2 separate regions of the Homo sapiens genome follow, and region 1 is linked to region 2. A link is a contact called in ENCODE Hi-C or POLR2A ChIA-PET data. All regions are on one chromosome and are shown on one strand. Each heading gives the region's core, a stretch centred on a gene start or an enhancer-like site at or near the end of the contact. The rest is flanking DNA. Distances are from core to core; before and after follow the strand shown.

Region 1 (6,726 bases), core at 1,496-3,995, 2.5 Mb before region 2:
TTGGCCAGGCTCCTCTTTGTCACCTCTGCAGGGACCCTCTGCTCTTCACTTCCTCCCAGAACTTGCCATCTTATTCCCCGGGCCAGACCTTCCTCCTGCCCAGGAAGCCCTCTCTCCTCCTTGCTGATCTGTGTCTGGCTGAGCCTTCCAAGTCCAGCTCAGAGCTCCCCCTTAAAGACTTGTCAGCTCACACCTGGCTTTCCCTCCAAAAATCAGGAGCCTTAGGATCTGGATACGATAGCTGTGTATTTTCTTGTCTTACTATTCCTGGGGCTGAGGTCCCCTGGCTTTTGCATGACCTGGCAGTGCTGTCTTGTTCCTAAGAATCTTCAGACCATCATCTAGACCCACAGGAATCAGCTGCTCCTTGGAGATTTCTTATCACAACCTCTAGTGGGCTGTTCTGTGGCCTGCCTTCTCCTTCCATCTTCCCCTCCCAGACTCCCACTTGGTGATGCGGATTCTTATAAAAGTTTGGGGAGGTATTCTCTATAAAGGCAGGGGTTGCAGAATGAGAGACTCCCTGAATCACTCATGCCCTTGAGGCCAGCTTTGACCAAGACACTTGAAGATACTCTTAGTCCCTGGGTTCCTTCATGTCAGAACTAGCAAATCCCCAAATCCCAGGATGGAGCTGGGGGAGCTGGGGCAGGAGGGCTTTGCCGACAGAACCATATCTCCAGCATGCCCTAGCAACAAGCATCCATTCCAATCTCTCAGATATCCAGAACTCGAGACTGCAGCCCCACTTAGTACCCACTGATGAGACCAGCGAGACCCTTAGTAGTCAATAGGCTTAGTGTTTCCTCGAGATTTGGGGCAACTGGAAGGAACCTCAGATTATCAGTCCAATTTCATTTTACAGAGGAGATGGCAGATGGCGGATCATGAAGTCAAGAGATCGAGACCATCCTGGCCAACATGGTGAAACCCCGTCTCTACTAAAAATACAAAAAAAAGCTGGGCATGGTGGCACGTGCCTGTGGTCCCAGCTACTTGGGAGACTGAGGCAGAAGAATCACTTGAACCTGGGAGGTGGAGGTTGCAGTGAGCCGAGATCACACCACTGCACTCCAGCCTGGTGACAGAGGGAGACTCCATCTTAAAAAAAAAAAAAAAAAAAAAAAGGGAGTAGCTTGAAGCCACATAGTAGTTAGTGGTAAAGGCCACCCCTTTTCCCACAACTCACACCAGCACCACAAGCTAGCCTTTCTAATTTCCAAGCCAGTGCCCTTTCAACGCACACACCCCTGTGTCAGTTCCCTTTCTGCTGCAAGCTCTCTGGAGGCAGATACTGTTGAGTCCCTGGCCTGCCTATGAGAACGGCTCATGATCTCTATTTCTTCTGCTTAATGACCATCTCGAAGTAACAAGTTTAGCCTAAAATAAACTTGCTAAGTTAGCAAAGGAAGTCCTTAGCAGCCACCATTTCTCGATTCCTCCATCACCTCCCCTGCCCCTCAACTCCCTCATTTCTCCCAAGATATGGGCTCCAGGCTGGGCGCGGTGGCTCACGCCTATAATCCTAGCACTTTGGGAGGCTGAGGTGAGCAGATCACTGAGGTCAGGAGTTCGAGACCAGCCTGGCCAACATGGTGAAACCCCGTCTCTACTAAAACTACAAAAATTAGTCAGGCATGGTGCACGCCTGTAATCCCAGCTACTCAGGAGGCTGAGGCAGGAGAACCACTTGAACCTGGGAGTCAGAGGTTGCAGTGAGCTGAGATCACGCCACTGCACTCCAGCCTGGGGACAGGAGCAAAACTTCGTCTCAAAAAAAAAAAAAAAAAAAAGAAAGAAATGGTATCCAAACCTCCTACCTCATTAGAGCAATGGGATAAACAAATTTTGATAAACACACTGGTACTTAAGAGGAAAGAGAAGGAGGAAGGGGAGGGAAAGGTTTACTCTCTGTAATAATATTGTTGACAACTCCAGGCTTTTGTGACTGGGCAGAGAGAGCGAGGCTTTAAGAGCAGCAGCGGGGGCTTCCTAGTTGCCTCCTGACCATGCCGTCAGAATGCTTGTGACATGGTTCTTTTTGGTTCCCTTAAGTGGTTGTTTCAAGAAGACGATGGGCATGTGGGATAAAAGGACTCCTACAGAGCTGGCAAGGGAGCCCCGTTAGTGTCCTGTGTCCTGGCCGTGTCAGGTGGTGCTGGCTGCAGCAGCCACTCCCATTCTGTCACCTGTTTATTCAACAATGTGCACTGAGGGCCTTCTAAGTGCTGGGAACTTAGAAGTGCTCAAGGTGCATCAATGAGCAAAACAAAGATCCCTGCTAGTGGAGAGGAAACTTTAAGGAGGTGAAATGTGCTGCATATGCACCATGCACATGCAGAGTGGGGGGCTGGGGAGGGGGATGGGAGTGCAGGGGGGGGCTGGGGGGGATGGGAGTGCAGGGGTGGGGGCTGGCGAGGGGGATGGGAGTGCAGGGGTTGGGGGCGGGGGGGATGGGAGTGCAGGGGTGGGGGGCTGGGGGGATGGGAGTGCAGGGGTGGGGGGCTGGTGAGGGGGATGGGAGTGCAGGGGTGGGGGGCTGGGGGGGATGGGAGTGCAGGGGTGGGATGCGGTTGCCATTTAAAATGATCAGGCCTCACTGAAGAGGTGACATTTCAGTAATGACTTGAGCGAGGTGGGACTGAGGCTCACCTCAACGCCCTCCTCCTACAGAGTTTGACAGGGCTCTGACCAGCTCACAAGGCTGCTTTGGATCTTGAAAGAACCTCCTGCTCTCTGCGGTGTTGCCTCTCACCAGTATCTCTAGCAGCCAGGCTGGAGGCTGCCGGGGCTCGAATTGGGTGAGGAAGGAAATGTCAAACCGCAGGCCTCAGCAGAGGAGCAGCAAAGAGCTGAGTGGGGGCAGAACAGGTCCTGGCAGTTGGCTTGCAGCAAAGTGTGGGCTCCCAGGGTCCTCCTGCTTTAAGGGGCTACAGAAAGCACCTTCCAAGCCTGTGGGACCACTGCCAGGGTCTGGTGGACGGTGCAACAGTGATGGTGGGCATAGCAGGGAGGTGGTTGCTATGGCTATTGCTAGGTGCAAACCTTCAAATTACACCCTACCCCCAGAGGACCAAGTGACAGTGAGTGGAGGGAGGTGACTCATTCTCCCTTCACCCCATAAACCCCTGGCCTCGCTCAGGACCAGAGCAAGAAGTGATGGGGGCTGGGCAGCCATAGACAGCAGTCCTCTCTGCTTGCCTTTGTTTAAGGGACTAGCTGGCCCTGGAAATGGGCTGAACCTCCCCACAGGAAGCCAGGCCCGTGTAGGAAGGCAGCATTCTACAATGACCTAGGTTCCAGCCCAGCTGCATCCCTAACTTACAGCATGGTGGGGGCCAGTCTTCATCTTCTCAGTCTAAGGTCTCTCCTGGTAATGTACAAGGTACAGGGCCTGCAGGCACAGACAGTCTAACTACAATGTCTGGCCCCAAGGGTGGCGCCCACTGTGTGATCTCAGACAAGGCAGCTGCCCTCACTTGGCCCCAGATTCCTTATCAGCACAATACAGGGGTTAAACCTGATTAGGGAATCCCTGATGGGCCTGATCATCATGATTACTTAGCTGTACCTGTTGCAAACACTGATCACCAGGCCCAGCCTAGACCTACCTGAACGGACTCTCTGAGGAGAAGCCTGAGGCTCAGTGACATCAACCGGCCCCCACGTGATTTTTATTATCATCCAAAAAGCTTGTGAAATAAATCCTGCTATTCTTGACACTGATGAAATTGTTTGTTTGTTTGCTTGTTTTAAAAAAGGAGGAGAAGGAAAGGCAGGAGAAGGAACTTTGTGATTATGAAGGGAGTGAAACAGGAGAGTGGGGGTATGCGGGGCCTTAGCTGGCCTCTGATGTAGCCCTTTAATTCTCCCCACACTTGAACAACAGTGAAGGAAGCCCTACTAGTGGGTCTAGAAATCAACTTTGCTGATGACACAAGAGGAAAGAAACTATACAAGAAAAGAAGGCTGCCAGGCAGGTGGAAAAGGAGGGAGAGAGAGAGGGGGGAAGGGAAGGGAAGGGGAAGGGGTATAGAATAGAAAATATCAGTGCACAAAGCATGCAGTAGGAATAGGCATTGTCCTGTGAAAATTCCATCTTTGTTTCCTCTACTGTGGCACGTGTAGCTGTGTACTGGCTTATGATGTAGAGCGCATTCTTGCCACAGCTCACATAGTAAGAGCTTTGGCCAACTTCTGACCAAAGCCCTCCCACAGTGGGAGCCTTATTCCCTGGGCTCAGATTTCAGACTGCCTGCTGATCCCTCCTGGGACAAGGCTCCCGGCTCCTGGGTAGGGCAGATGCCTCTCCCCCTGTGCTGTTCTCTCAGTGGGACCCTGGAACTCTCCTTCTCCTCCCCACCCCTCCTCCCTGCACACATTCCCACTCTCAGCCCTGCTCTCGCTCTGCATTCCAATCCTCCTTCCAAGGAACAAAGTGTTCTTTCCGTCTTTAAAGACCAGCCCCCTTGAACCAAGAGCCAAACCTTCTAAATTCTATCCTTGTCACCTGAGAAGCCGGGGGCAGCCAGATGTTTTAAGACTCAGGAAGGAGCCTTTCACCATCACCTGAGGCCTCGGTCGAGAGTGTAAGAGTAGGACATAATAATTTGAGGACACAGTGTTCTCCTTACTTGTCACCCATGTCCCCTACCCCTGTAGTTTTACATGGAGTGTTTTCCTGGTGCCTCACGATCATTTTCCTGGTAGACAAGTATAATTATTCTCATTTTTACAAATAAAAAAGGCAGGGCTGGCCAGGTGTGGTGGCTCATGCCTGTAATCCCAGCACTTTGGGAGGCTGAGGCAGGTGGTTCACTTGAGGTCAGGAGTTCGAGACCAGCCTGGCCAACATGGCAAAACCCCATCTCTGCTAACAATACAAAAATTAGCCAGGCATGGTGATGCCTGTAATCCCAGCTACTCGGGAGGCCGAGGCAGGAGAATCGCTTGAACCCAGGAGGCGGAGGTTGCAGTGAGCCAAGATTGCGCCACTGCACTCCAGTCTGGGCAACAAGAGTGAAACTCCAACTCAAAAATAAAAATAATAATAATAATAGGCAAGGCTCTGAGGGAGGCATCTGTCTAAAGGCACGTGACCAGCATTTATGGGGAGAGGAGGCTTCACGTCGAGTGCTGTGGGCTTGCACTGGAAGAGAAGAAGGGACAGCCAAGGGAGGCACCTTTCCTGTGGCAGGGCCCTTGAGGACTGACAAGAGCTGGGTCCCTGGACGGCAATTAGCCACTGAATGGGACAGGGGAGGACCATGTTGGAGAGAGGCCCTGTTTTGGTTTTGCTGGGGTCTGGCCATATTTCTTTTTTTTTTGAGACGGAGTCTTGCTCTGTCCCCCAGGCTGGAGTGCAGTGCCACGATCTTGGCTCACTGCAAGTTCTGCCTCCCGGGTTCACGCCATTCTCCTGCCTCAGCCTCCCGAGTAGCTGGGACTACAGGTGCCTGCCACCACACTCGGCTAATTGTTTTGTATTTTTAGTAGAAACAGCGTTTCACTGTGTTAGCCAGGATGGTCTCGATCTCCTGACCTTGTGATCCGCCCGCCTTGGCCTCCCAAAGTGCTGGGATTACAGGCATTTGAGTGGCCACATTCTTTAACAGGCATGAGAATGTTCCTTTCGCCTCTGCGTCCCTTCCTCCACACCTTTCCTGTCTTCTCTGTCTCAGGTAGAGAAATAGGTACAAAGGAGATGCCTCAGTACGTTGTTTCTGCCATTAGACTCACAGCCTTACAGGAAGACAGACAAATATTTCTGCATTACTTCTCAGCTTGAGTCTTAGGTTTTCCCAGCCTAATTGCACCATTGGTAATGGCTACAGGGATAACCAGCAGAAAGAGCATCATCCAATACCTAATTGCTGCCTGCACCACCCACCCCGTCACTCTCTTCTCCGTAAAGTTACACTGTGCATTTAAATATAAAACTTATAACATCCCATCCTTTAATGAACTTCAAATAGGCACCAGCAGATTTGAACGTGTATTCGTGTATTCTATCGATTTAACCAGACCGTTGTCAGCTGTACCATGAGGGCCAACCTAGGCCCTATAAAGGGAGCCTTCATTTTTTTTCTTTAAAAATCCTCCACCTTTACAATGTTGCAGGTGTCTTGGGATCAACCATGTCCTGAGAGAGTGACTGCATTTTCAGGCTGAGAGAGCCTTCCTTACCACAACTTACCTTCTTAAAAATCTATTTAATACTTATATTGTAAACGTCAGGGAAGGAAATAGAGACATTCAGAAGAGTGTAATATTGTTTTGGTTTTCTGTACATGAACACAATTTCTTTTCCAAAGGCCTTTGGGGTAATGAACAAGACAAATAAACTTATGTACAAGAGATGGAATGAATAAAGTATTGAACGCCTGTAAGTATCCAGGACAGCACCAGGCAATTTCTGTGTGCTGCCTCCTTTAATATTCCCCACTCCTGAAAAGTTAGCTCTTTTCCCTTCTACAGACAAGGAAGCTGAGGCTCTGATTGCCTAAATGACTTCCCCAAGGTCCTACAGCTGGTGGGAGGCAAAGTCAGCTTTAGAGCCTGGATCTCCCTCACTCCAAAACCCTATGTCCTCTCTATTCTTTAATTCCTCCTCTCCAGAAAGATAGAATAGTTAAAAAGCTAAAATTGTTCTAATTGGGATTTTACATAAAGCAAGAATAGCCAACACTTATTCAGTGCATATTGTTATTTTCCCATTATTTCCCC
Region 2 (4,032 bases), core at 1,533-4,032:
ATGTGTCGTCGGGAATAATACTGGTAGGTATGTCAAGCATGAAGAGATTCTACAAAAAACAGGGGCGAGCAAAAAGAAACCGGATCACACACTGAGTCCTTTCTCTTCTGCCCCATTTTGTCAGATGGACTTGATGTACCCACTATATATTGGTCCCGAATGTGCTGAGTTCAGCAAATGTCTTGACGCTAAGTCATCACCATAACTGCTTAGAAACCCAGAGGAACTCGGGTGAAGTTAAATAAATAAGGACCAGCCCTCTCGAGCCCCTCCCAGAGTTATTGCATTTCTCCTCTCAAGGAGCATGGAGTCCCAATGGGATGTGAAGAGCCTCACCTCCCGTGGCCTTTCAGCAGCTGGGAGAGGTCGTAATGGGGCTCTGAAGGTAGCTCAGCGCACTGTTCGTGGAGTGGACAGGGATGGAGACGGGGAAGTTGAACACGGTGGTGGTGGAGGTGCCTCGGTCGAGCACAGCCATGGCGGGGCTCCCAGCCTCTGCCGAACAGTGCGGAGCCAGCACCTGGGACTCAAACTGCAGCAGCTGGCCCATGAAGCTGAAGTTGGGAGAGATGATGCTTCGCCTCTGCTTCACAAACTCAAAGGCCTCGTCCAGCTTGACTCGATTAGTCCTCATAAGGTAAGCAAGGCAGATGGTGGCTGACCGGGAAATGCCTGCCTGGCAGTGGACAAACACCCTTCCTCCAGCATTCTTGATGGAGTCTGGAAAACCAAAGGAGCGGCTGGTTACTTGAGAGTTCAGGAGAACCACCCCAAGCCCAGGTACAGTGTATCTGAGAAAGGTCATGTGTGTCTTGTCTAGAAATGGTCAACATCACCACATGCCATCACATGGATACTGTTCATGGAGGCAACGTGGGCACTGTGCAAAGGATGGCACAGGATTTAAACTCAGACTGGGGATTTCCACTTAGCAGATAGATCTCAGACCAGTCAATTCAACTTTGTGAGCCCCACTTTGCAAATCTGTAAAGTGGGACATCGAATCAAATTCATATTTTACAGGAATGTTGCCCACACCAGACTGATACTGAATGTGTGGAAGAAGGCTCAGAAAACTTCAAGCTCTTGCCACAGAGGTTGGGCTTAGTGGCTAAAATGAGAAGAGAAAGGCAGAAAAGCCCCAGGCATCCATTCCATTTACCTATGAAGTCAATGGCCTCGTTGAACCAGGAGCTGATGTCTGCCTTGTGGTTGTCCTCCACAGGGATGCTCTTGTACTGGTAGTGACCCTCAAAATGGTTGGGACAATTGGCTGAGACGTTGATCAAGGCAGTGATGCCCAAGGCATCCAGCATGTCCTTGCGGGAAGCGTGATACGCACTGCCCAGGTACAGAAAGGGCAGGATTTCCACCGGGCCACCCTGAAATCCAGAAATATCCAACATTCATCAAGCTTGCTCAAAGCCAAGGCCAGTGCCCATACCCACAAAAACTTTCTGCTGGAAAAGTCAATTTCAGATACCGAGTGAACTCAGTTCTGTTGCTGGAGGATAAATAAATAGGGAACTAAGCCCATTTGCCTGGGCAGGACCAGCAAGTTCATTTCCGTAGAGCCTACAATTGGAGACTCGGCTCCGTCAGACCACTTAACTGTGGAATAAATCATATCCCTGTGTCCCCTCCGTTATAAATAATGCTGCAGGTCACTTTCTATATTCTCCCTGGCACTACTCTTCCATGCCTTTGCCAGTTCTTACTTCTTCCCTGTGGCAGGGACACCTACTAACCTGATCGTAGAGTGGGGTACTGCAGGAACTGCACCCAGATTCCGCGCTGTCAGGGACGCTAGTACTCAGGGGAAGGCTGAGCCCCATGGGGGTCGACTGTTTGCTGCACAGCTCCGGGCAGGAAGCCGAAAACGCTTCGTATCCTCCTGGGAATACAAAGACATTTTTTTTCCCCATTAGTGACACCGGGACACGGCACCTTCATACAACTCCCCCACCCACCAAGGGCTGGAAGTTTACATCGGAAAGGCCCAGGCAAGTCTTTGTTTCCAGAGCCAAACAAAGCCAATGACAAGTTCCAGAGATAAATGTACTCCAGCGCCCACGCGCTGCAGGTGGGGCGATCCCCCGGGAGCCGAGAGCCAGGGGTACCGGGCAAAACCTCAGGGGTGTGCGGCCCGCCCCGAGCTTCCCCGAGGGCGTACCTTTGAGGAAGAAGACTTGCGCGGCGCGCGCCTCGCGGCAGAGCGCGCCGGCCGCCAGGGCCAGGGTGCCGTCGCGCTTGGCGCCGTCCAGGGCGGCGCTGCGCTCGTCCAGCAACACCACGGCGTGGTAGGCGCCGGCCAGCAGGCGGCCGCGGAGCTCGGCGTTGGGCACGATGTGCTCCAGGCCCATGGCGCCCTTGGCCCGGCGCCGCACGATGGTGCTGAAGCGCACGTTGACAGAGCCGGCGATGTGGCCGGCGTTGAAAGCGAAGAAGGAGCGGCAGTCCAGCAGCAGGCATTGCGCCGCTCGCTCCCCCAGCAGCGCCCGCAGGCCTCCAGCGTCCAGGGTGCCCACTTCCATGACCATGGCCGGCCTCAGCGCCCCCAGCGTGATCGGCCCTGCGGTGCTCTTTGTCTGTTCTCGGGGCCAAGGGCAGGGCGGCGCTTTTCGAGGAAAAGCTAGACCCCCGGGTCTCTCTGCGCCGAACCAAAAGCCGCTTTTGGACTGAGAGAGGAGCGTCACGCGGGGCTCCGGGCTCCTCGGCTTCTTCGCGGTTCCCCCGACTGCCCCTCCGACCCGCGTCGCACACACAGCCCAAATGTCCTTCGCAGCGAGCCTGGCCCGGGGAGCGCGTTTATATGCGGCCTCTGGGGGACGGGGCGGGCCAGACCCGCGCGCAGGGGGAGGGGGGGTGTTTGTTTGAATGGTGATCACGTGACGGGGCGGTGACGTCACCCGCCCTGCCAGGCCAGGCGCCGCCGAGCCAGAGGGGGAGACGTCATCAGCCTCGGAGCTGGGTCCGCTCGCCGCGCGCTGGCTCGCGGCCCGGCCCCCGCCCTGCTGTCCGGCCTGCTCTTGGCGCGTCCCCAGGGACCGGACCCGCGCCGCGCTCCAGGCCCAGCGGGGAGGAGGAGGGCTCGCTGCCAGCTGAGGCTGACCTCCGGGATGCGAGCGGCCGGGAGAACGGGCGACGTGCCACCTGCCTTGGCCTCGCCGCTCCTCCCTCTCTCCCTCCCCGAGTCCCCTTCCCCGTGCCCCTCGGCCGCCGACCTGAACCGAAAGGGGCTTCCTGTGCTTTTGCATACTCTTGTGCCCCTTTTCCTCATTTCCTCATCACTAACAGGCGGGGAAACTGAGGTTCCCCAGGCGAAGCGACTGACTTGCCCAGAACCACACTACTGGGGTGGGGGCAGCAAATAGGCGCCTAAGATGAAGTTTAGAGAAAAATGAACAACTCTGCCGATAGAAAAGTCGTCCCTACCAAGACCGACTCGAGCGAGTTGGGGCGGAGAGGTTCAGGGCAATGCTTTCCTGTTTCCCAGACTTTTCTTTAAGGTGGCTTTAAAATATCTACATTTGCCATGAAAGTGTGAGCAAGCAAACTCCCACCGGGAAATAATGCTATTCCTAGTCTTGTGGCCCCCGGAAGACTTGGAGCCAAGGGAGGCAGGTCAGGGGGCTGAAATCCCGGTGAGGGGTCGCAAGGCCCCGCAGTGGATTCCAGGGTTTGGCGTTTGGAGGGGTGAGGGGCGACCCGCAGCGCGACTCGACGGCGCCCCCCAGGGGCCGCCCGACACGTTTCTGTCACCTTGGCTCCAGACTGAGCTTCTCCATCCCTTTCTTTATTATACAAATAGGCAGTATACACAGTGAGCGCCCACTAAGCGCTGGGCTGGGGGCCTCCAACCCGGAACAGAAGCCGGCCACAACCCTCGCTCCCTGTCGTCGCGGCCGTTATAGGCCGAAAGCAAAATCCAATCCCGGGCCATTGTGGGCGGATTGCCAGGACCTGGATCGCAACACTTGGGAAGACCCCCGCCCCGCCCAGCGATCTCCGTGCCCTGAGTCCCAGTGACGG

Evidence for each region. A loop is a pair of places that touch in the nucleus more often than their neighbours do. ChIA-PET counts read pairs that join two places held with the same protein, here RNA polymerase II (POLR2A). Pooled maps may share reads with other maps.
Region 1: a pooled map shows a loop between it and region 2 (7-fold over the local background). The contact joins the enhancer-like site here to the promoter of DUSP1 in region 2. A Hi-C loop is called at or near these places in 7 of 50 pooled maps. POLR2A ChIA-PET finds 5 or more read pairs at or near these places in 3 of 52 experiments (B cell, activated CD4-positive, alpha-beta T cell and activated naive CD4-positive, alpha-beta T cell).

What each region holds. Positions count from the first base shown.
Region 1 is chr5:170,275,971-170,282,696 of GRCh38, forward strand. All of the region lies in intron 3 of LCP2 (lymphocyte cytosolic protein 2), which reads right to left. Among named protein-coding and RNA genes, the nearest start is that of LCP2, 18 kb to the right of the region's middle. RefSeq lists a silencer at 1,101-1,150. Within about 2 kb of position 2,746, at least 19 of the 41 ENCODE cell types and tissues checked have a DNase peak (open chromatin) inside an H3K27ac peak, as active enhancers do; they include B cell, where a contact is called at or near this core.
Region 2 is chr5:172,768,413-172,772,444 of GRCh38, forward strand. It overlaps DUSP1 (dual specificity phosphatase 1), which reads right to left and starts at 2,783. Exons shown (of 4, transcript NM_004417.4): 1 at 2,174-2,783; 2 at 1,749-1,894; 3 at 1,163-1,382; 4 at 1-720. The coding sequence starts at 2,540. The coding sequence ends at 350. LOC105377730 (a long non-coding RNA gene) reads left to right here and starts at 3,799. Exons shown (of 3, transcript NR_188285.1): 1 at 3,799-4,032. RefSeq lists silencers at 2,131-2,240, 2,781-3,230 and enhancers at 2,270-3,031, 2,341-2,610, 3,032-3,793, 3,258-4,032, 3,794-4,032 and 1 more.